2 separate regions of the Homo sapiens genome follow, and region 2 is linked to region 1. Evidence: read pairs that join two places in POLR2A ChIA-PET (ENCODE). Cell type or tissue: GM12878. All regions are shown on one strand. Each heading gives the region's core, and the rest is flanking DNA. Links, peaks and the distances in the headings are about the cores only.

What was found. Peaks named below come from ENCODE experiments on the same cell type or tissue, not always from the same donor. Only the 100,000 strongest peaks of a DNase experiment are listed, where the experiment ranks them.
Region 2: POLR2A ChIA-PET joins it to region 1 with 11 read pairs; 4 of 35 experiments call an interaction of 5 or more read pairs at or near these places.

What each region holds. Positions count from the first base shown.
Region 1 is chr1:247,432,399-247,438,444 of GRCh38, forward strand. NLRP3 (NLR family pyrin domain containing 3) reads left to right here. Exons shown (of 10, transcript NM_001243133.2): 6 at 1,705-1,875; 7 at 3,572-3,742. Among named protein-coding and RNA genes, the nearest start is that of NLRP3, 19 kb to the left of the region's middle. RefSeq lists an enhancer at 2,990-3,099. In GM12878, for the core only: no CTCF peak of the experiment used is centred there; a DNase peak (open chromatin) is centred at 3,153.
Region 2 is chr1:247,365,673-247,371,718 of GRCh38, forward strand. All of the region lies in intron 1 of ZNF496-DT (ZNF496 divergent transcript), which reads left to right. Among named protein-coding and RNA genes, the nearest start is that of ZNF496-DT, 37 kb to the left of the region's middle. In GM12878, for the core only: no CTCF peak of the experiment used is centred there; no DNase peak of the experiment used is centred there.

The DNA of each region.
Region 1 (6,046 bases), core at 361-5,360:
CCATCTGTGTGGCTTCAAAGATGTGACTTCATTCTTTTCTATGGCTGAGCAGTATTCCATTATGTATATAGATCACACTCTTCATCTTTGCTCTTTTGGTAAATTTCAAATCGTAGTGCCATGGAGACTGGTTGTTTGGGACATTTAACCTTATTTCTCCAACTTCATGCCCAAATTCTCTCCCCACTGCCATTGCCCCTGTATGATTCTGGAGAGGCAGACACAAACAGGGAAGGGTAGGGGACAGTGAGATGCTTCGCAGAGAAGTAGAGATCCATTTGTCCATTTGCTTGAAGTTGGTGTAAGGATAGGGACAGAAAGGAAGGTGGTCTAACAGGCTCCAGGACCTATGAACTATTGCCCTGGAAAGAAGCTAGAATGTTGTTCTTGCCCCCATGACAGGGATAAAGTATAGTTTTTGTTGCTGGTGGTGGTGGTGACGGTGGTAGTGATGTGCGTGTGTGTTTGTGTGCATGTGTGTGACGGGGAAACTAATCAAGAATCAGAGCTGCAGCGGGATGTGGAATCCCAGCACTTTGAGAGGCTGAGGTGGGCAGATCACCTGAGCCCAGGAGTTCAAAACCAGCCTGAGCAAGCTGGTGAGACCTTGTCTTTAGAAGATAATAATAATAATAAAAATAAAATATAAATAAAATAAAATGGCTAAGCATGGTAGCACATGCCTGTATTTGCAGCCACTTGGGAGGCTGAGGCAGGTGGATCCCTTGAGCCCAGGAGTTCGAGGTGGCAGTGAGCTATGATCTCGCCAGTGCACTCCAGCCTGTGCAACAAAGTGAGACCCTGTCTTTAAAAAAAGAAAAGAAAAGAAAAGAAAAAGAATCAGAGCTGCTTTTCCTTTCAATATAGATGGAGGGCTGGGATGAAATCGTCAAACACAATGGGGTGACAATGTTGGTGAAGACAAGAAATAGCTGAGTGCAGCACTGGCGAGGGCAGTGCCGACTGCGGGCACGTCAATGGTTAGGAACACGAGGGAAGGAGGTGGGTGCACAGGCCCACACCGCCCGCTTCACTTACAAACCAGGAGCGCACCATTCACATGTCTGGGGGGTGATCTCAATGCACCCGGCACTGTTTACGGCCGGGAGTTCACTGACAGGTGATCCCTCTGCTGTGACTGGGGAGACTGGGGGCTGACCTCCCAATGTGCCTTGTGCTGTATTCCGGAGCTCTCTGGTCAGGTGTATTCTGATGCTTTCTCTATTCCAGAGCTCTCTGGTCAGGTGTGTCCTGATGCTTTCTCTATTCCAGAGCTCTCTGGTCAGGTGTGTCCTGATGCTTTCTCTATTCCGGAGCTCTCTGGTCAGGTGTGTCCTGATGCTTTCTCTATTCCGGAGCTCTCTGGTCAGGTGTGTCCTGATGCATTCTCTATTCCAGAGCTCTCTGGTCAGGTGTGTCCTGATGCTTTCTCTATTCCAGAGCTCTCTTGTCAGGTGTGTCCTGATGCTTTCTCTATTCTGGAGCTCTCTGGTCAGATGTGTTCTGATGCTTTCTCTATTCCGGAGCTCTCTGGTCAGGTGTGTTCTGATGCTTTCTGTATTCCGGAGCTCTCTGATCAGATGTGTTCTGATGCTTTCTCTATTCCGGAGCTTCCTGATCAGGTGTGTCCTGATGCTTCCTCTGTTCTGGAGCTCTCTGGTCAGGTGTGTTCTGATGCTTTCTGCCTCTGTTCTTGGCATGAAGGTTGGGGCGCTGTGGCCTCTCGCATGAGTGCTGCTTCGACATCTCCTTGGTCCTCAGCAGCAACCAGAAGCTGGTGGAGCTGGACCTGAGTGACAACGCCCTCGGTGACTTCGGAATCAGACTTCTGTGTGTGGGACTGAAGCACCTGTTGTGCAATCTGAAGAAGCTCTGGTGAGTCGAGCCCGTTCCCCTAAGGAAGTTCTGCCAGCGAGGCGTGCTGCGCACTCTGGCTTCAGTGAGGCCCGGTGGGCTGGGGTTTGAGTGAGAATGGCCTTGGCGGCTCGGGTGACTGCGTGTGCTTGTCTTGGGGTGTCTAGCATTGCGGTCAGTGAGTGTTTGTCGTGGGGAAAGCCACACACTCAACCCTGACAAGGAGCATAAATAATAACAAAAAGAAGATGTCTGCCTTTAGGGTGCCTACTGCCTAGCTGACAAAAAGAAAAAATCAGTGTAATGCATTGCTTTAGAGGAGTTTTAGAACTTCATGACAAGCCCTGGGTCCTCATATTGTATAAGAAAAATGGTGCTAAAGCAATGCAGACCCTCGATGTTGTATGCAGCCCTTCCCTGAGTGCTTCTGGGAGACTTGCATTTTGAAGGAGAGAAAAAACCACTTAAAAATGGAAGGGCCATTTCTCACCCATTAGGATGGCTATTATCAAACAAAAGCAAGAAAACTAGAAAACAACAAGTATTGGTGTGGGTGCGGAGAAATGGAAGCCATTGTGTGTTGCTGGTGGGAATGTAAATGATGCAGCCACTATGGAAAACAGCACAGCAATTCCTAAAAAATAAATACAGAATTACTACTGGAGCCAGCATTTCCACTGCTGGGTATATCTGCAAAAGAGTTCAAAGCAGGAACTCAGCCAGGAGCGGTGGCTCACACCTGTAATCCCAGCATTTTGGGAGGCTGAGGCAGGTGGATCACTGGAGGTCGGGAGTTCGAGACTAGCCTGGCCATCATAGTAAAACCTTGTCTCTACTAAAAATACAAAAATTAGCCAGGCATGGTGGTGCATGCCTGTAATCCCAGTTACTCGGGGTGGAGGCAAGAGAATCTTTTGAACCTGGGAGGCGGGGGTTGCAGTGAGTCAAGATCCCGTCACTGTACTCCCGCCTGGGTGACAGAGGAAGCATTAAAAAAAACAGAAGGCAGGAACTCAAACATGTTATTTGTACATCTATGTCCATAGCAACACTATTAGAAATAGCCAAAAGGTGGAAATAACCAAACGTCCTTCAACGGATGAAGGGTGTTGAAAAGTGCTATATATGTACATTCAGCTTTAAAAAGAATTCTAGTACACACTACAACATGGATGAGCCTCGGGGACATTATGCTAAGTAAGATAAGCTAGACTCGAAAGGGCAAATACTCTGATTGTCCTTATAGGAGGTGTCTAGAACAGACAGATTCATAGAGACAGGAAGAAACGTGGTTGCAGGCAATGGGAGGGCGGAGAGTGGGAAGACATTGTTTAATGGTTATGGAGTTTCAGTTCTGCAAGATGAAAGGAGTTCTGGAGATGGTGGTGGTGATGGTTGCACAACAATGTGAAGTGCTTAAGGCCATTAATTGTGCACTTAAAAATGGTTAAAATGGTAAATTTTATTTTACACGTATTTTACCACAATAAAGCTGAATGTAGGGAGCTGGGAAGATGTAGTATTGGTGGGAGCTTGGAGAATGCTTACTTGTTATTCCACCAAATGGAAAAGGAAATCAGAAGTGTACATAGAGCTTGTGTCCACTCCCTTTCCATGTGTAAACTGGAGTAGAGGCAGTGGCAGGTACGGGTGCTTCCTTGTCCATGGTGGAGCGTGGGTGAGAGACATGACTGACATTCTGCCATCTCTATGGAAGGTTGGTCAGCTGCTGCCTCACATCAGCATGTTGTCAGGATCTTGCATCAGTATTGAGCACCAGCCATTCCCTGACCAGACTCTATGTGGGGGAGAATGCCTTGGGAGACTCAGGAGTCGCAATTTTATGTGAAAAAGCCAAGAATCCACAGTGTAACCTGCAGAAACTGGGGTAAGTCTTCATGGGTGTCTTACCAGAAAAGTAACTTCTTTTCAGAGGTGAATTATTTGGAAAATGTGGATGGGGGTTACTTTGGTCAGGCAGAGCTGAAGGTAGAGTAAGGAGGTAAAAACATCAGAAATGCTTTGAAGGACTGGAGGCATATAATGTATACTGCTGCTAATAAGATAATTTATGCTAATTTATGATTATAGAACTAGAGTTTCTTAGTGTTGGAAGAAACCTTAGAGATGGTGCAGCCCAATTGCCTGTTGAGGGAAAAACTTGCTTCCAAGACACTCACATGAATAGTCACCCATTTTATGTGTGCATGCTTGCAAGCATGCAAGTTATCGCATAGTGCATGCAGCCTCTACACTAGGAAAGAGCTCTCACCCTGCAGCCTCTACACTAGGAGAGGACTCTTACACTGCAGCCTCTATATCCTCAACAGTGTCATGGCTCAGCACCTTCACCTATGTAGCCATGCTCTCCCAGGTACACAGGCTGGTTTGTTAGTGTCTGTCTTTGAAATGTGGTGCCCAGACCTGATGATGCATGGTGGATGTTTTACCTCCTGTTGCAGAGAACTATGGTTTCACTGGTGGAATCTCTGATTTCCTTGTTTTTTTTGGCAGTTACATAAGCCTTTTGATTCATGTTGGAATTCTGCAGTAAACAGTAGTAGGGAATACCCACTAATAATCATGCACTTTCCCTGTACCACTTTCCTGTATCACTTTCCCTGTATCACCTGCTCTTTCATGTTCTTACATGGATTTTCTCAGTTGGCTTCAGAAAGATGCTATAGGGTAGGGTATCTGTGTCTCCAATTTAAAGAGGAGAAAATAAAATTCAGGGAGCCTCATAACTTTGTCCAAGGACACTCAGAGAGAAGGTAGTGGAACTCAGTGTAGACAAACGTCTGTGACCTCCCAAGCCACTGCCTTAATTCCCAGTGCATTGCCTTAGGAGATGTTGCTAATGGGCTCTCTACAGGGCTTCTTCATCTGGCTCTCAGCTTAAGGGTGGGACCTCCAATTTAGCTTTGCTAAACCTCATCTTACCTGTCTTTTGACCCATTGACTAGGCAGTTTTGAATCTTCATTCTGACAATAATATCTACAAATACAATAAGCAAATTGGATAGGTCTTCATTCATTCACATTATTAATATATATACCAGCCAGATCAGCATTCAAGACAAAATTTGGCAGGAAAGGTCTTCCCAGAGGAGTAATCCACTAATCCATAATTAACAACCAACCTCTGTTCACAAAGCTCTGATACTTCCTTGGACCTCTCCCATCAGCCAATCCTCAGATGTGACCATATCTCTTTCTATGAAGTCTTCCTGCAGTGCCTTCATTTCCTCGCCTTAGGGTATTACCCTTCCTTAGCAAATCGCCTTAGAATATTACTCTTCCTTGGCAATTTGACTTCTGCTTCTCTAAGTTTGTTCAACAGACATGATTTTGTCCCTTCATTTTGCAGGCCCTCTGGGGGCTCTGTGGTGGGCACTGACAGCAGCAGTGAGTAAAACAGACCAAAATCCTGTTTTCACAACCGTTCTTTTAGGGAAGTGATAACAGATAATAGACATGCTAAACAATATACCCTGTGTATAAGAGCTATAAGAAAAACTGGAGTGACGGCGAGGGGTGCTTCTCTGCTCACGTTTGGCGAGTGCCTCTCCGAGCGGGTGACATTGGAGCAGGTGCTCAGTGAAGCGTGGGATGGGCTGTGAAGGAGCCGGAAGAGCCCTCCAGGCAAAGCAGATGGAACCGAAGAGGCCCAGGCGTAGGCACTCAGGTGACTCTCAGTGATCCTGGTTCCAAATTCCACATGACAAACAAGCCAATTACAAATGTGCCTGATGCATCTGTAATATGCTCTATGTAGTTACTATTGTCAATACCTAACCTGGTAGAGCTGCTGTAATAAAGTATCACAAACAGAGCGGCCTAAACAACAAGAGTTTATTGCCTCTCAGTTCAGGAGGCCAAAGTCTGAGACTGAGGCATCAGCAGGCTGGGTCCTTATAGGTCGTACAGGTCCTTCCCAGTCCTTACTTTAGTTGACATCTGCTGCCTTTAATTCATTTCACTCTTCCTCTTTGGAAGCCTTCTTCGCTCTTATTTTTAGGTCACTACTTAGTCTTTCCTGCTAATGTTATAGCTTCCCCCTCCCTGGATCCTGCATTGGCTTCTCTTCCTGTGGTCTGGGGATTTCACGACTGGTTTAGTTGTGTTTTTTTTTTTTTTTTTTTTTTTGAGTTGGAGTCTTACTCTGTCACCCAGGCTAAAATGCAGTGGC
Region 2 (6,046 bases), core at 696-5,695, 66 kb before region 1:
TCTCCTGCCTCTGCCTCCCGAGTACCTGGGATTACAGGTGTGCGCCACCATTCCCCGCTAATTTTTCTATTTTTAGTAGAGACTGTGTTTTGCCATGTTAGCCAGGCTGTTTTCAAACTCCTGACCTCAGGTGATCCACCCACGTTGGCCTCCCAAAGTGCAGGGATTACAGGCGTGAGCCACCGAGTCTGGCTGACTCTTGTTATGTTTTAGCAAAGAGAATGAAGGCACTTTGCCCCTGCCCTAGAGATTTGTGGAACTTTGAACTTGAGAGAGATGGTTTAGGGTATCTGATGGAAAAAATTTCTAAGCAGCAAAGCATTCCAGAGGTGACTTGGGTGCTGCTAAAAGCCTTCAGTTTTAAAAGGGAAACAGAGCATGAAAGTTTGGAAAATTCGTGGCCTGACAATGTAAGAGAAAAGAAAAACCCATTTTCTGGGGAGAAATTCAAGCTGGCTACAGAAATTTGCAAGTAAGTAGCAAGGAGCCTAATGTTAATCCCCAAGACCATGGGGAAAATGTCTCCAGGCCATGTCAGAGACCTTTATGGCAGCCCCTCCCATCACAGGCCTGGAGGCCCAGAGGAAAAAGTGGTTTTGTGGGCTAGGCCCAGTGTCTCCAGGCTGTGTGCAGCCTGGGGACTTGGTGCCCTGTGTCCCAGCTGAAAGAGACCAATGTACAGCTCAGGCTGTGGCTTCAGAGGGTAGAAGAGGGTGGAAGCCCCAAGCTTTGGCAGCTTCCATGTGGTGTTGAGCCTGTGGGTGCACAGAAGTCAAGAATTGAGGTTTGAGAACCTCTGCCTAGATTTCAAAGGGCATATGGAAATGCCTGGATGCCCAGGCAGAAGTTTGCTGCAGGGGTGGGGCCCCGATGGAGAACCTATGCTAGGGCAATGCAGAAGGGAAATGTGGGGTGGGAGCCCCCACACAGAGTCCCTACTGGGGCACCACCTAGTGAAGCTGTGAGAAAAGGGCTACCATCCTCCAGACCTCAGAATGCTAGATCCACCAACACCTTCCACCATGCACCTGGAAAAGCTGCAGACACTCAACACCATCCTATGAAAGCAGCCGGGAGGGAGGCTGTATCCTGCAAAGCCACAGAGGCAGAGCTGCCCAAGACCATGGGAACCCACCACTTGCAGTAGTGTGACCTGGATGTGAGACCTGGAGTCAAAGGAGATCATTTTGGGAGCTTTAAAATTTGACTGCCTTGCTGGATTTCAGACTTGAATGGGCCCTGTAACCCCTTTGTTTTGGCCAATTTCCCCCATTTGGAACGGCTGTATTCACCCAATACCAGTACCCCCATTGTATCTAGGAAGTAACCAGTTGACTTTTGATTTTACAGGCTCATAGGTGGAAGGGACTTTCCTTTTCTCAGATGAGGCTTTGGACTATGGACTTTTGGGTTAATGCTGAAATGAGTTAAGACTTTGGGGGACTGTTGGGAAGGCATGATTGGTTTTGAAATGTGAGGACATGAGATTTGGAGCCACCAGGGGTGGAATGATATGGTTTTGCCATGCCTCTACCCAAATCTTAACTTGAATTGTACCTCTCAGATTTCCCACATGTTGTGGGAGGGACCCAAGGGGAAGTAATTGAATCACGGGGGCTGGTCTTTTCAATGCTATTCTCGTGATAGTGAATAAGTCTCACAAGATCTGATGGATTTATCAGGGGTTTCTACTTTTGCTTCTTCCTCATTTTCTCTTGCTGCTGCCATGTAAGAAGTGGCTTTTGCCCTTTGCCATGATTCTGAGGCTTCCCCAGCCCATGTGGAACTGTAAGTCCAATTAAACCTCTTTTTCTTCCCAGTCTTGGGTATGTCTTTGTAAGCAGAGTGAAAATGGACTAATACAACTGACCAACACACATGACCCAAAAGTCCCAAAAGTCATGCCACTCCCCCAACCACTCCCCGGGTTGGTAGAGACCAAGCAAGAGTGCTCCCCACTTGGTCACAAGTCAGGCTCTTGAGAGCCTGACATAAAAGATATTAAGCAAGATGAGAGGGAATCTTTATGACAGCAAGACAGAGACACAGGAAAAAAAAGAATGTTTCTGAAAGGAAAAAGATCAGACAACATGAAATAGTCATACCAAAAATAAACCAGCGTTTGTGTGTCTAAAATTAGCCTGTATAAATGCTTTTCTTGGCTGGGTGCAGTGGCTCACCCTGTAATTCCAGTACTTTGGGAGGCCAAGGCAGGAGGATTCCTTGAGTCCAGATGTCAGATATATTTGAACAAGAGGGACTCCATCTTGAAGATGGGCTGGGTAAAAAAAAGCTGAGAACTGCTGGGCTCCCAGGAGCTTAGGCATTCTTAGTCACAGGATGAGTTAGGAGGTCAGCACAAGATACAGGTCACAACAACCCCACTGATAAAGCAGGATGTGGTAAAGAAGCCGGCCAAAACCCACCAGAACCAGGATGCTGATGAAAGTGACCTCTGGTAATCCTCACTGCTCATTATGTGATACTTATTATAAGGCATTAGCGTGTTAAAAGACACTCCCACCAGCACCACCACAGTTTACAAATACCATGGCAACATCCAGAAGTTACCCTATATGGTCTGAAAGTGGGGAGGAACCCTCAGTTCCTGGAAATCCAGTCCTCTTTCCCGGAAAACTCATGAATAATTCACCCCTTGTTTAGCATACAATCAAGAAATAACTGTAGGTATACTCGGTTGAGCAGCTCACACCACGGCTGTACCTATGCAGTAGCCATTCTTTTGTTTCTTTTACTTCCCTAATAAACTTGCTTTTACTTTACTCTATGGACTCGCCCTGTATTCTTTCTTGTGGGAGGTCCAGTAACCCTCTCTTGGGGTCTAGATTGGGACCCCTTTCCAGTAACACAGGAGTTTGAGGCCAGCCTCAACAACTGAGACTCCATCTCTACAAAAAAATCAAAAAGTTAGCAGGGAATGGTGGAGTGCACCTATGGTCCCAGCTACACAGGAAGCTGAGGCAGGAGGATCCCTCGAGTCCAGGAGGTTAAGTCTGCAGTGAGCCATGACTGTCCCGCTGCACTCCAGCCTGGGCAACAGAGCTGATTCTAAATAAATAAATAAATTCTTTCTTTCCATTTATCTTAAATTTGGAAAAGGAAAAGGAAACAGTTTTACTGTCTGCTTGATTGGATTGCACAGACAGATGCTGTTTGAAATGTTTCTTCCTTGGTGCGGTAAAGAAATAGCACTTGAACATGAATTTAATTTATTTAGTAAGGCCATTTTTACTTCTTGCAGAAAGGGTACACTCATCAGCAGTTTTGCCATGAGAGTGCATTGAACAAAGGAGACAGGGTCATTTATAACCTGACGCGTCCTCCCTACTGCTGTGTCTGGTTTCCACTGGCTGGAGCGGGACCTCACATTCTGTATTTGTCTCGATTGGCTAGCAACTTAGAACTTTTTAAAAGAGGCAAAGGTAGAGGGGAACAAAGGAAAGAGGAAGTAACTGGTGGAATGCTGAGAAAGGTAAAAACACCTTCAAATAAGGAAGAGGAACAGGCTGTGACCTAATGCTTACTTGGACCAGTATAAGCATGCCAGGGCAGATATTTAGGCTAAATTGTGGGAGCTAAGAACATAAAGAACATTGATTTCTTTATTACGGCTAGCAGATATTTAAGAATGTTAGCACAGGTCTTTGAATAAATTTTGCTTCTAATAGAAGTTACTATTTATTCCTAATTAGATGGGGAGGAAAGTCTTTGAAGAGGAACCTCTACTTTACTTTTTACAGATGCCAAGAATCTAACTACTCCCAAATTCTTCCCCTTCTGCTGGCCTGTCAGGCCCCAGGTTCCTTGGACTCCTGGCTTCAGAAGAGCTAAACAGTTTTGGTGATCCTGCTCACAGCGCCAAATCTGTAGGGGCCAAGAGAAAGCTGCTTCACTCTCTGAAGTTTTGCTGCAAAATCAACTGACAATAGGCAGATTAACAGGGAGATAAGCATACAAAATTTTATTTTAACTCACATAGCATGGGTAATTGTAGGAGAATGATTACTGTGCCACTGGCTTTTTTTTTTTTTTTTTAAGACGGAGTCTCCCTTTGTCGCCAGGCTAGAGTGCAGTGGCGCGATCTCCACTCACTGCAACCTCCGACTCCCTGGTTCAAGTGATTCTCCTGCCTCAGCCTTCTGAGTAGCTGGGACTGCAGGCATGCGCCATTACGCCCAGCTAATTTTTGTATTTTTAGTAGAGACGGGGTTTCACCATGTTGGCCAGGATGGTCTCCATCTCCTGATCTCGTGATCCTTCTGCCTGGACCTCCCAAAGTGCTGGGATTACAGGTGTGAGCCACCGTACCTGGCCCAGTATCTCTTTTGTTACTTGGTTATTTCACTTGGCATAGTGTCCTCAAGATTTATCCCTATTGTCCATATAACAAAATTTTGAATTTTTTTTTTTTGAGACAGAGTCTGGCTCTGTCGCCCAGGCTGGAGTGCAGTGGTGCGATCTCGGCTCACTGCAAGCTCCGCCTCCCGGGTTCACGACATTCTCCTGCCTCAACCTCTGAGTACCTGGGACTACAGGCGCCCGCCACCACGCCCGGCTAATTTTTTGTATTTTTAGTAGAGACGGGGTTTCACCGTGTTAGCCAGGATGGTCTCGATCTCCTGACCTTGTGATCCACCCGCCTTGGGCTCCCAAAGTGCTGGGATTATAGGTGTGAGCCACCGCGCCTGGCCAATTTCGTCTTTTAAAAGCTGAATGAGTATTCAGTTATTTGTGTTTTTCAAATTGTCCTTATCCGTTTTTTCATCGAGGGAGTTTGGTTGCCCCCACTGTATTTTAATGCAAAACAAAAGGAAAATTTCCCAGGTTGAGAGGAGCAGTAAAGCCTGAAGTATCACTCTCTGCCCAGACCTCAGTGGTGGGCTTGCTTTGAGCATTCTTAGGCAGCCCCACTTCCCTTAGGCACTTCCCTTCCCTTTGTTGATTAAAGAAGAAACTGAGGCAAAATTAATATAAGTGGAGTTTATTTGGGCCAAGTTTGAGGACTGTAAGCCGGGAGAGATAGATTCAAGTTGCTCTGAATATATCCTCCAATTAGCAGCAGTTGCAAGTGAGTTTTTAAAGGATGAAAGAGGCAGTTCCTCAGCTGTTTATAAAAAATTTACATTAAAATAACATAAGCTATTGGTTAGCTATACATTTTTCTTTGTATCACAAACGCTAGCAACATGGAGATAATAGGTGATGCAGCTAGTCAGGAACAAAATGCCTTTAAACAACTGCCCCCGCCTTGCCCCCGCCCCCCCATACTGCTGTCTCTCTGAGCCTGATAAATTTTGTATGCCTCCCGGGGAATTGTTTGAACCCGGGAGGCAGGGGCTGCAGAGAGCCTCGATTACATCACTGCGCTCCAGCCTAGGTCACAGAGCAAGACTCTGTCTCAAAATAAATAAATAAATAAATGTTGTATGCCTTACATAACTCAGAATGTTCTCAGCTACTCTCTCTTCTCACCTCCAGGAATGGGAAAGTGAAGATGCACTCCCAGTGGAGGAGGGTTTATTATGGCTCCAAGCACAGTGTCTGCTCTTACTACTCATTAGCAGTCGTGTAGCCTATTCTAAAATTAAAGTGTCTCGAGTGGGACAAATCCTGAAAAGAATGTTTTTTACAAGTAATGTGCTGCTACTGGGGATTCTGGGGTGATCCATCCTGGGACAGTCATCCTCTGCACCCTGTCTGGCCTGGGGCCAAGGAGTGATCTTGAGCAGTCACTGCAGTGGCTAACCCTGGAATCTAAGGCCTGCCCAGAATGCACATCCAGAAGCCCTAGAATGCGGGGGAAAAAGCCGTATTTGCACATCCAGAAGCCCTAGAATGCGGGGGGAAAAGCCGTATTTGCACATCCAGAAGCCCTAGAATGTGGGCGACAAAACCGTATTTGTGCTTCTGTTACTGGAAAGGGGTCCCAATCCAGACCCTAAGAGAGGGTTTTTGGATCTCGCACAAGAAAGAATTAGGGTGACTCTGTAAAGTGAAAGCAAGTTTATCAAGAAAGTAAAGGAAT